Linked DNA regions of Homo sapiens: region 1 is linked to region 2. The links are chromatin loops, found by intact Hi-C in ENCODE. Cell type or tissue: MCF 10A. All regions are shown on one strand. Each heading gives the region's core, and the rest is flanking DNA. Links, peaks and the distances in the headings are about the cores only.

Region 1 (5,822 bases), core at 575-5,574, 210 kb before region 2:
CACAACCTGCTAATGAACTAACCTATAGTTACTATAGCAATACATTGTTTCAGGTGGTCTCAAACTTTAGTATAAAGTATGAGTTAAATATTCAGATCCCTAGACCCATCCTGCAGAGAAACTAAGGCAGGTTTTGCAAATCTGCATTTTTTTTTTAAGAGAGAGTCTCACTCTGTTACCCAGGCTGGAGTGCAGTGGCGTGATCTCAGCTTACTGCAACCTCCACCTCCCAGGTTCAAGCAATTATCCTGCCTCAGCCTCCCAAGTAGCTGGGGCTACAGATACCCACCGCCACGTCCAGCTAACTTTTATATTTTTAGTAGAAACAGGGTTTTGCCATGTTGGCCGGGCTGGTCTTGAACTCCTGACCTCTAGTGATTAGCCCACCTCGGCCTCCCAAAGTTCTGGGATTACAGGCATGAGCCACCACACCTGGCCTGCAAATCTGTATTTTTAACAAGCATCCCCAAAAGTTTCTGAAGCAAAGGTCTTCCACCCATGCATAGAGACATACTGGTCTCTGTTCACACCGGTGGCTGCCCACCAGGAAGCTGCTTGCTAACAGCACTGATTTGTCAACCCTCTTTCTAGGGGAGATAGTCCCTGGTGGGACCAATAAACCCTGGTGCAGCCCTCGCCTCCTGCTATCCTCTCCCCTATAAAAGATGTGTGTAATGTGACGGAACCTGAATGAGGGGCTGGGTGTGAGGTGGATGGGTTGGGGCAGGCAGGCCATCTGGGAGCAAGTGAGAGACTGGGAGCAGGGGATACGGAGAAGAGTGAAAGAATGCTCACTACCGTAGACTGGCCGATCCAGTCAGCAAGTTGCCCCCTGAAATCTAGTGCTCTTGTTTGTGGAGTCTCTTCAGCCAAGCACCATGTCGAGGGCACTTTACAGACAATGGACACTGAGGCTCAGAATTAACTTGCCCAGATTACACCAATGGTCAAGACAGAGCTGGGATTCCAGCCTGGGCTTGTCAAATTCTGAAGCCTGTGCTTTCAACCAGTCTGCTACATGTGCTCTGGCATGTGAGAGGCTCACACACCCTGGTCTGAGGGGGTGAGGGTTTTCCATGGGGGCGGGGCAGGACAGGACCCCACCTGCAGTTGCTAGGCAACCTTGTGAAGGTCCAGGTCCCTGAGCAGCAGTTCCCCGGGCAGCAGTTCCCCAGTGCAAGGGTCTGGGCTGGTTGTGCTGGTGAAGAACTGGCTCTCACCATGTTTGTTTTCTGTTCTCTCATCCACTCTGGCTTTGCCCTCTGACCACCACCCTCAGTTGTTCCTTACGAGATCACCCTCTACACCAGTGATGTCTTTGCTGCTGGGACAGATGCCAACATCTTCATCATCATCTATGGCTGCGATGCCGTGTGCACCCAGCAGAAGTATCTGTGTACCAACAAGAGGGAACAGAAGCAGTTCTTTGAGAGGAAGTCTGCCTCCCGCTTCATCGTAGAGGTACTTGGGCTCAGCAGGCTGTCCAGGGATGGAGTAGGTCAGACAGAGGGAGAGGAGAAGCCCTACCTTCAGGGCAGAACACATGCCCTTCATCCTGATGCACTGCTATTAGAGAGGAAGGTGAGCAGCTCATCCTACCTTCCTGGGCCTCAGTACATCCAAGCAACCAGGGGAATGGTGAAGCTCACCCTGCTCCTCCTGGACTGGTGTCAGGATCAAAGGCAATGATGAGAGACAGGACTTGGGAACACTAGAGGCATAAAGCCAACGGGCCTCTCTAGAGCTTCCAACAATAGACACTTATCCACAGGTGGAACATAGCTCCCAGACTTGCTGGTTGTGGGGTTCTGCTGATACTGCTAGCCAGGGAGAGGTGGAAATCCCACCACCAGTGGTCATGGGCTAGGGTCTCCTGCTCAGCTCTCAAGCTATGGTCAAACAATTTAATAGAGAAGAGCATTCTGTATGTTCCATGGCTTCCCATCAGGTCTTGACAATGGAGGTGCTGTTGTTCAGTGTTTACTGTGCATGTAGGTCATAATGCCTTGGAATCCATATACTTCAATTTAGTGCATGCACACTGTGCCTGCCCTGTGTGCTCAGCTGTGCACTAGGTTGGGTGGGAGACACAAGAGAAGGGGAGAGCTCAGATCCTGCCTGAGAGGGGCTTACGGTCAAGTTGGGGACCCCAGTCCTCCCAACAAAGGTAATGAGAGAGTCTGGTGATGGTCATTGTCATGGACCCTGTGGGTCAGAGGGCACTGTCATAGGCTAACCCACTTAATTATCATAAAAACTCTGTGCTATAATTGTCCCTGTGTAAATATGGGGAAACTGGGGCATGAGGTTTAGTTGCTTCCCTAAAACCACACAGCTAGGATGTAGTGGGAGCAGGATTGAAACCCAGGAGGACTGGCTCTGGAATATGCACTCTTAGTTAGCTACTGCAGTAGACAAGCAAATGGACTGAGCTTACTATCACTGTTTAGAGAAGGGAGAATGCTCCTTGGAAGAGGTGGCTTTGAGTTGGATCTGAAAGGGGGCATTAGCAGGGACAAGGAGGAAAGGCATTCCTAGCAGAGGGAACAGCATGGCCAACAGCTCAGAGGTGGAAATAAGCATGTGGCTTGAGGTTTGAGTAGAAGCCATGGGAGGAGTGTGATGTAACTTGGATAGATGGCAATAATGAAGCAAGACTTAGAGGGGAAGCGCAGGAGACCCTGAAGGAGAAGAGCCAGGAGCCTCAGAAGGCTGGGCCCTCCAGGCAGTGGGATCTTTGGAGATGTGCCCCTTATTTTCTGATAGGAAACAAAGCCCAGGGCACCTTCCTTCTTCCTGGGCCAGTCTCTATCCCGGGGGATGCCTTGCTCTCTTCCCACCTTCTCTGGAGCAGTCAGCACTTGTGGGAAGGTCTGTCACCTTTGCTGAGTCTTTTAACGAGAAAATTTAAGGGTGATTCATTAATCCACACAAAGCTAACATCTCATCCACCCAAGATGTCATGGTGCGTGAGTCATCCAGGCCTGATGCCGTCAGCGGCTGAGGCTGTGATCACACCTCGGCATGACTTCCGGGGAGTTTTTATCAATGAAGTCCCCACTAATAGACAGCTATAATTTGCCAGTAATTTTGTTGCTATTTTTTTTTCTTTTCAAATCTCTCTGGATTTGGGGGGAGTGTGAGAGCTGGGAAACAAATGAAAGGGCTTTGTCTCCTGGCCTCTGTCTCTCTGCCCACCTGTGTCCCTCTCTCTGCACTTCCCTTTTCTGATTGATTTTCAGGTAGGAGGTAAAACGCTGAATTGCGGAGTCGGTAACCCTGGATCTGATTCTGGCTCAGCCACTATCTCAGGAGGAAGCCGCTTCCTCTCTCTGTGGCCCCCTCCTAAGAAAAGATGTTGACCAGGAAAAGAACAATAATAGCTAAGAGTTATTGAGAACATCCAAGGGCCAGCACAGTTCTAAGGACCTGATGTGTATCAACTCATTTAATCTTTATAACATTTCCAAGACGTAGTTAGTATGATCATCCCATTTTACAGATGAGGAAATAAAGTGCAGAAAGGTTAAGCAGACTTACTCAAGGTGTCTTAAAACAGCAGAGCTGGGATCTAGACTCAAGAAGTTCAGTTCCAGAGACTTCTCTGCCTAATTCTTTCACCTTCCAGAATACTAGGGTCCCTTCTGATGTTGATGTCCTCTGAGTCTTTCTCTGAGGCCCACCAACCATGAGTAGCTGTCCCCTAAAGGCCACATTGCTCTCTGAGGCGTTAGAACTGAGATGACCACCAGGCGCGGTGGCTCACGCCTGTAATGCCAGCACTTTGGGAGGCCGAGGTGGGTGGATCACCTGAGGTCAGGAGTTCAAGACCAGCCTGGCCAACATGGTGAAACCCTGTCTCTACTAAAAATACAAAATTTAGCTGGGCGTGGTGGCAGGCACCTGTAATCCCAGCTACTCCAGGGGCTGAGGCAGGAGAGAATTGCTTGAACCCAGGAGGTGGAGGTTGCCGTGAGCTGAGTTTGCGCCACTGCACTCCAGCCTGGGCAACAACAACAACAACAACAACAACAAAAACAGAGGCAGCCATCCTGTCCCATGCAACTTAGTGCTTAGAGGATTAAGGTCACAGAAGCCAGAGATTCTCCTCTGCATCCCATACCTGGAGGCTCCAGGTGGGAGAGAGAAGATGTTGTAGCTGCCCCATCCCCCGCCCAGTTCAGGGGCTCACCTGGCACACATGTATCAGCTTTTTTTTTTCAGGGGACTTTCATGCACACCATCGTGGTTAAGGCTCACCACCGCATTATGAGAAGGCCTGGCTGATTTTATCGTACCCATTTTGCAGCTAAGGAAACACTCTTTTGTCCTTGCAACCAATGCTTATTGAGTACCTAGGTCATGGGCACTGTTCTAGGTTTTTGGGATACAATGCAGAGCAAAATGGTGCCTGCCTTGTGGTTCTCAGTGGTGAAAGAGATGGTAGGTGTCACACAAATAAATGAAAACTTACAACTATGAGAAGTACTCCAAGGAGGGGCTCCACTATGCAACAAGAGCCTGTCATGAAGAAAATTAACTTTCTCGGGGAGGTTAAGGGCTTTCCTGAGGAAGTGATCATTGAGTTGAGACCTGGATTACGAGGTTGAGCAGGTATGGGTTAGGTAAAGAAGAGGAAGGCAGAGAGGCAAGCAAAGCATGTGCAAAGGCCCCGTGGCAAGGAATGTGGAGTTCTAGGGACTGGCATTTCTATGTGGGAGCACAGAAAAGGAGTGGCTGGAAGGTGGGGGACTCTTAGGGGCCTGGGGCCTTGAATAAGTCCACTTGGCAAGACAGGAGCATGGCACAGCCAGAACTCATCTTCTGCTACCCAGTTCAGTTCTCACACAGGGGATGAGTTGCTACAACAGTGAGCAGTGGCAGATGGGGAGCTGGGCTCCATGCTGAAGAGGGGTCCCCCTCCCAGAGAAGGTGGATTAAACCAAGTTCTGGAGTCAAGGCTGACTTTAAGAGAGGGGACATGAGGCATAAGCATGGCGTGTGTGTCAAGGACAATGGGAGCTGGCCTGGCTGGATAGTGGAGACGTATCAGGAGGAAATGCAAAGGGACTCAGGGTGGATGCCCTGGGGAAGCAGGATGTTGCCAAGGCCATACTTTCCTGGATCTTTCAGCTAACATTCAGTGCCTTATCTCCTTTCCAAAGTTAGAAGATGTGGGAGAAATCATTGAAAAAATTCGGATTGGCCATAATAACACGGGCATGAATCCTGGGTGGCACTGCTCTCACGTGGACATCCGCAGGCTCCTCCCGGATAAAGACGTGAGTTGTTGACTGGTCTGTCCTGCTGTTTCTTTTGTCCCTTTCCAGAGCAGGTTCAAGGCAAATTCCCTGTGAGGACCTACTGGCTAGATCAGCCTTATTGAGATAAAAATCTCATAATGAAAATTCACCCAGTTCACTCAGAGTGCAGAAACAAGCTCTGGTCCCAAGCAGAATTTTCTAGAACCTGGTTTCGTGGTTGAGGAGGAGGGTCTGGGCATGTTTCTCCTCCCCACCTCCAAGGCCATATTACTAGTGATTGACCAGAGTGCCCTTCCTGTAACTCAAGGTCAACTCACATAGAAAATCCACCCCAGACAACTTTAAAAACATTCTGAAGCCACAAAAGTATAAACCTAGGAGATAGATCTCAGCCATAGCTATGGATATGAATGAAGAGGGAGCAATTTTATTTTATTTTATTTTTTTGAGATGGAGTCTTGCTCCATCACCCAGGCTGGAGTGCAACAGTGCTCTGCCTTCTGGGTTCAAGCAATTCTCCCGCCTCAGCCTCCCAAGTAGCTAGGACTACAGGCGCAC
Region 2 (5,822 bases), core at 567-5,566:
TTGCATTATTCTCTCTACTTTTGATTATATTTACAATTTTTTTCAAAAATAAAAGTGAAAAAGGCCAGGCACGGTGACTTGCGCCTGTAATCCCAGCATTTCGGGACGCCAAAGTGGGCAGATCACTTGAGGGCAGGAGTTCAAGACCAGCCTGGCCAAATTGGTGAAATCCCATCTCTACTAAAACTACAAAAATTAGCCAGGTGTGGTGGCACGTGACTGTAATCCCAGCTACTTGAGAGGCTGAGGCACGGGAATTGTTTGAACCCGGGAGGCGGAGGCTGCAGTGAGCCGAGATTGTGCCACTGCACTCCAGCCTGGGCGACAGAGTGAGACTTCATCTCAAAAAAAAAAAAAAAAAAAAAAGGAAAAGGTAAAAAAGCTAGCACATATCCTTGCGTTCTGCAGGCACACAAAAAGATGTTATCTCTGGGTGGATAAGTTAGGAAGCAGCGCTCTTTCTCACCTTTGACACAGACGTAGGCCAGAACTTCAGGCTGAATTTTAGTCCCCACTCACTCCCTTGGATGGTCTCCCCTCTGCCGCTGAAGCCCTCCTTGGACGGTCTCCCCTCTGCCGCTGAAGCCCTCCTTGGACGGTCTCCCCTCTGCCGCTGAAGCCCTCCTTGGACGGTCTCCCCTCTGCCGCTGAAGCCCTCCTTGGACGGTCTCCCCTCTGCCGCTGAAGCCCTCAAGAACACAGACGGCTCCCACTCACCACACATGGCTGCGGTGGACAGTGTGTCCCCTTCACAACCTCGGTGCAAGAAAAATAAACTCCTGTCTTTTTTAAACTACTGAGACTCGGGTCTCTGTGTTCATGGCCAGATCTAATCCTAACTGAAGGTAGAAGTGATTCGTACCCTAAAACGAGTCATTAAAAATACTGCAGGCCTGGCGCGGTGGCTCACGCCTGTAATCCCAGCACTTTAGGAGGCCGAGGCTGGCGGATCACGAGGTCAGGAGATGGAGACCATCTTGGCTAACACGGTGAAACCCCGTCTCTACTAAAAATACAAAAAATTAGCCGGGCGTGGTAGCGGGGGCCTGTAGTGCCAGCTACTCGGGAGGCTGAGGAAGGAGAATGGCGTGAACCCGGGAGGCGGAGCTTGCAGTGAGCCGAGATTGCGCCACTGCACTCCAGCCTGAGCGACAGGGCAAGGGCAAGACTCCATCTCAAAAAAAGAAGAAAAGAAAATACTGCAGAGGGGATTAGACAAGGGAAGAGCATGTCTAGTCAGGTGGATGCGTTAGCGATTGCTACCAACCTATTACATCATTAATAATTATCAAACCGGCAGTGGCACACAACAGTAAGCATGTATTCTCCCTGAGCTGCAGGCTGGCCAGCTCCAAGGCGGCTGCGGCTGTTGTTTCTCATGGCGTCTGTGCATTGCTGGGTGGTTCTGACCCACATCTTTCATCCTTTTTCCGCTGGCCAGGACATGTCCTTTTCCTGCGTGGCAAGTGGACACCTGCAAAGCCTCTTAGGACATGCCCAAAGTGACAGCTCACACGGAGATCCAGGGTGAGTTAAGGAAACATGAATTAATGTGATGGGAACAAAGAGTGTGTGTGGGCACACCTGGTGAAGAAACCAGAAGTTTCTCTGGTACGCAGTGGGGAGCACCGGGGGATTCTGAGCATCAGAGTGAAGTGTCAGGAAAAGTAATCTACCATCTAGGCACAACATGAACAAAGGTGGGGGTAGATTCTAGGGGCTGGGAAATCAGGTGGGATTGAAAGTCAGGCTTAGGAATGGCACATTGATCCTGAATGCAGGGCCAAGGAGGAACCAATGACATGCCTGATCTGTTTTTTGTTTTTGTTCTGCTGCTTTGTTTTTGAGACAGAGTCTCACTCTGTCACCCAGGCTGGACTGCAGTGGCTTGATCATGGTTCACTGCAGCCTCGATCTTCCAGGCTCAAGTGATCCTCCCACTTCAGCTTCCTACGTAGTTGGAACTACAGAGGTGCACCACAGCGCCCAGCTAATTTAAAAAAAAAAACAAAATTCTTTTGTTTTGTAGAGACAGGGTCTCACTATGTTGCCTAGGCTGTTCTCCAACTCCTGGCCTCAAGTAATCCTCCCACCTCAGCCTCCCAAAGTACTGAGATTACAGACATGAACCACCACACTCGACCAACACCTGACCTTTTTAACCAGGGAAAAGAATGTTCTGCAGGCACTCTTTTCCTTATGATGACGTTAAGATTTCAGTGGTGGTCTCTAATCCAGTCATTCTTAAATCCAAACGACACCATTCAAATGAATCACATGTACTCATCTCTGAAAAGCTAAACTTTCCTCTTAATCCTTTTGTAGTTATCTGATTCTAACTTCTACTGACTTTTCCACATGCTGTCTGATTTTGCTCTTATTGGACATGAGACAGTTTCATATATTCATAAATCAGCTCAAATATTGGGCTTACCAAGGCAAACCTGCAACTGGGGTAGGCTGCCAAGGTGTCGCAGGGAATGCTAGCAGGCCCTGTTATCTATTCCTCACTTCTTTCTGGATAATAGAGTCTCTGACTTTTAGTTCAGCATATGGCCACCTGGATTAAAGACTACATTTCCCAGATTCCTTTGCAGTCAGGCATGATTAATTCTGAGCAATGGGATGTAAGCAGAAGTTCATGTGTGACTCCCAGGAAGTGTTCTTTAAGGCAAAGAGCTGTGCCTTTCTCCACCTCTTTATCATTTGCACTAACTGGAAGATGGATTGCAGGGCTGGACTGGAACAGCCATGTAGGACTGGAGGAAAGTACACCCTAAAGACAGTGAGGAAGCATGTTTGAAAGAGGCTGGATACTGGATGATTTCATAAAGCTACTCTACCAACCCCAGACAGCCTCCTATGACTTCTTTGAAATGGGAAATAATTAGATTGCAGTCTCACTGAAGCTGTTGTTATTTTGCAACTCTCTCTCACTCTCTCCTACTTGCAGTCAGGCGTAAAATCATCACATGACCACTGATTCCTCCCCAGGTGGGCCAAGACAGAGATGACATGTTTTGGTTGTGATACAAGATTTTGTTCAGGTTTATGGAACTGGGTAAGTTGTGTGCATAAGAAGAAGCACTGCTTTAATGCACAAGGAGAGGCAAGCAGGATGGGGAAACATGGGGAAGTGGCCCCAGTGTGTTCAATGAATGCTAAGAGCAGACTGAACAAGCGAGATGTGACAGGTGTGATGATTTAGGCTTTCCCTGCAGGCAAGGGAGACATCATGACCTTATTTCATTCCTTACTTCTTCATTTTCCCTCAGTAACTCCCTCCTTGGTCGGGGAAGCAGGTGACTGGTAGAAATCCACAGAGAGGGCCGGGCACAGTGGCTCACGCCCATAATCCCAGCACTTTGGGAGGCCAAGGCAGGAGGATCACCTGAGGTCGGGAGTTTGAGACCAGCCTGACCAACATGGAGAAACCCCATCTCTACTAAAAATACAAAATTAGCCGGGCATGATGGCGCATGCCTGTAATCCCAGCTACTCGGGAGGCTGAGGCAGGAGAATTGCTTGAACCTGGGAGGTGGAGGTTGCGGTGAGCCGAGATCGTGCCATTGCACTCCAGCCTGGGCAACAGGAGCAAAACTCCATCTCAAAAAAGAAAAAAAAAAAGAAATCCACCAACAGTGCAGGGCAGTCCCTGGATGCATGTCCTTATGGGGCTGGTTCTCACACTTCAGTGTGCATAAGAATCCTGTGGAGAACTTGTTTAAAAGATAGATCCTGACTGTGTGCAGTGGCTGGTGCCTGTAATCCCAGAACTTTCAGAGGCCCAGGCTTGAGGATGGCTTGAGACCAGGAATTCAAGACCAGCCTGAGCAACATAGCAAGACCCCATCTCTACAAAAATAAAAAATTAGCCAGGTGTAGTGATGCATGCCTGTAGTCTCAGCTACTCGGGAGGCTAAGGCGGGAGGATCGCCTGAGCCCAGGAGTTTGAGGCTGCAATAAGCCATGATTGCACCACTGCACTTCAGCCTGGGCAGAGTGACAGAGCGAGACCCTGTCTCAAAAATAAAAAATAAAAATAAATAAATGGTAGATCCCCCAGGTCCCATTCCCTGAGATTCTGACCCAGGGAGGCTAAGGGCATGGCTGAGGAACATGCATTTTAGCAAGGACGACCTCTTGGCAGGTGAATCTCATGCAGATGGTCGGAGGCCCCTCTTTGAAAAACATGGCTCTGAGATCTAGCCAGTCAGTCCCTGAGGCTGGGTGGCCCTGTGTCTGCTTTGCTCTCCACTGAACACCCAGCACCCTGCGCGCTGCTGACCAGAGGCTGCTCACTGTCCCTCTATTAGCACCGAGGAGCCACTGTGCATTCTTGAGCAAAAGCGTGACCTAAAGAACACTTCCACTTCTCCCAGCTCTGCTGCCCTGGAGCCTGCTGAGGGAGAACAAAAGAAATGTCTAATCCTACGAGAACTGAGGATTTTCTTTTTTAAAAAAAAAAATCAGGTTCTCAGGCCAGCATTTTGATAGTGTTGTGGCTTAGCCTCCTTTCTGACTTTGCAGCTGGTGTCTGACTCCCGCGGTGAACTCTGTGCTTAGTATTAGGTGACTCGTTCTTTTGGAGACAGGTCCTGAGATGTGGGTCTGAGACCTTGGGGGAGGGCGCTTGCAGAGCTCCACACCAGCACTGCTCTGTCCCGTGTCCTCGTGCCTTCTCACCTGCTGCTTACCATCCCTCCCTGCGGCTCAGCTTGTCCTCCTCTCACTGGTGAGGAAACTGAGAGGTTGGGATACTTTATCCAAGTTGAGGCTGCAAAATTGGCATTCGGGCACACACCCGGGTGTGCCTCCCAGCCCTGGTCGCTCCATCAGGAGAGACGTGATGCACATTGTTTGCATAGTGTTACTTTTTGTCCCAACCCCCAGAAGTGAGGCTGGCCACACCTAGCTAGAGGAACTGGCCTCACCTTCCAGTGGAATTTGAGTGGCTCGGGATTCCAACGGATGCCCTCAGCAGTCTCCTCAAATCAGGCACAGTGCCTTAAAATGCCACCATCTCCATCCTTTGGGTTAAGGTATTGTTTAAAATGTGCCCTTCGGAAAAGCAATAAGTTTTCATGTAAATTTACGCAGAAGCACCCGTCTGATCTGTCAGCCTTCTGGAAGCTGAGTCTTCTCACAGCTCAGGAAACACAGGCACAGCCCTCCTTAGCATAGTTACTGAGGCTGCTGAATTTCCCTCTCTTTTGTCCGTCCCTCTCTCCCTTCCTGGGTCCCCTGCCCTCCAGTGAAATCTGAGAGCGTGCCTCTCTGGGTAGTCACAGTGCCTTGAGTCAAACACCTCAGACTCTAAAGATAGAGTTTCAGGTTTGGGTCAGGCAGAAGGGGTAGATTTGAGAGGCCTTCAGAGTCCCAGGAAAGACAACTGCTGATTTATAAGACTGGTCCTGGGGACTTGAAGGAGAGAGGCCAAGGGCAGAAGCAGGGCCTCTATGGGTCCAAAGAGGGGTGGGAAGAGGTCAGAGGTCATCCAGACCTCCTGGGAATGTCACCCTGCAAGGCAGATGTGGTCCAGGCTTCAGCCAACAATGTGTTCAGGCTGCATCATTAGAGATGAATTGATGGTTGATTACCAATAATAACCTCTCCAAAGCAAAGCCAGATGAGGAATGAATTTAATGAAGAGGGAAATGAGCTGACAGTGGCTTCATGGGGGGCCTTGGATCAGGGACTTTCAAAACCAGAAGGGTGAAATTTGAGCCTGACTGTTTCATTTTGTTTTATTGGTAATGGCAAAACACACATAACATAAAATGTATCATTTTAACCATTTTAAGTGTACAGTCACATCAAGG

The links. Peaks named below come from ENCODE experiments on the same cell type or tissue, not always from the same donor. Only the 100,000 strongest peaks of a DNase experiment are listed, where the experiment ranks them.
Region 1: a loop joins it to region 2, with 4 times the contacts of the local background. A loop is called at or near these places in 1 of 110 quality-filtered maps.

Annotation. Positions count from the first base shown.
Region 1 is chr18:46,533,795-46,539,616 of GRCh38, reverse strand. LOXHD1 (lipoxygenase homology PLAT domains 1) reads left to right here. Exons shown (of 41, transcript NM_001384474.1): 26 at 1,280-1,461; 27 at 5,166-5,282. Among named protein-coding and RNA genes, the nearest start is that of LOXHD1, 120 kb to the left of the region's middle. In MCF 10A, for the core only: no CTCF peak of the experiment used is centred there; a DNase peak (open chromatin) is centred at 2,966.
Region 2 is chr18:46,321,592-46,327,413 of GRCh38, reverse strand. No RefSeq gene overlaps it. Among named protein-coding and RNA genes, the nearest start is that of ARK2C, 9.5 kb to the left of the region's middle. In MCF 10A, for the core only: no CTCF peak of the experiment used is centred there; DNase peaks (open chromatin) are centred at 2,643, 4,873 and 5,243.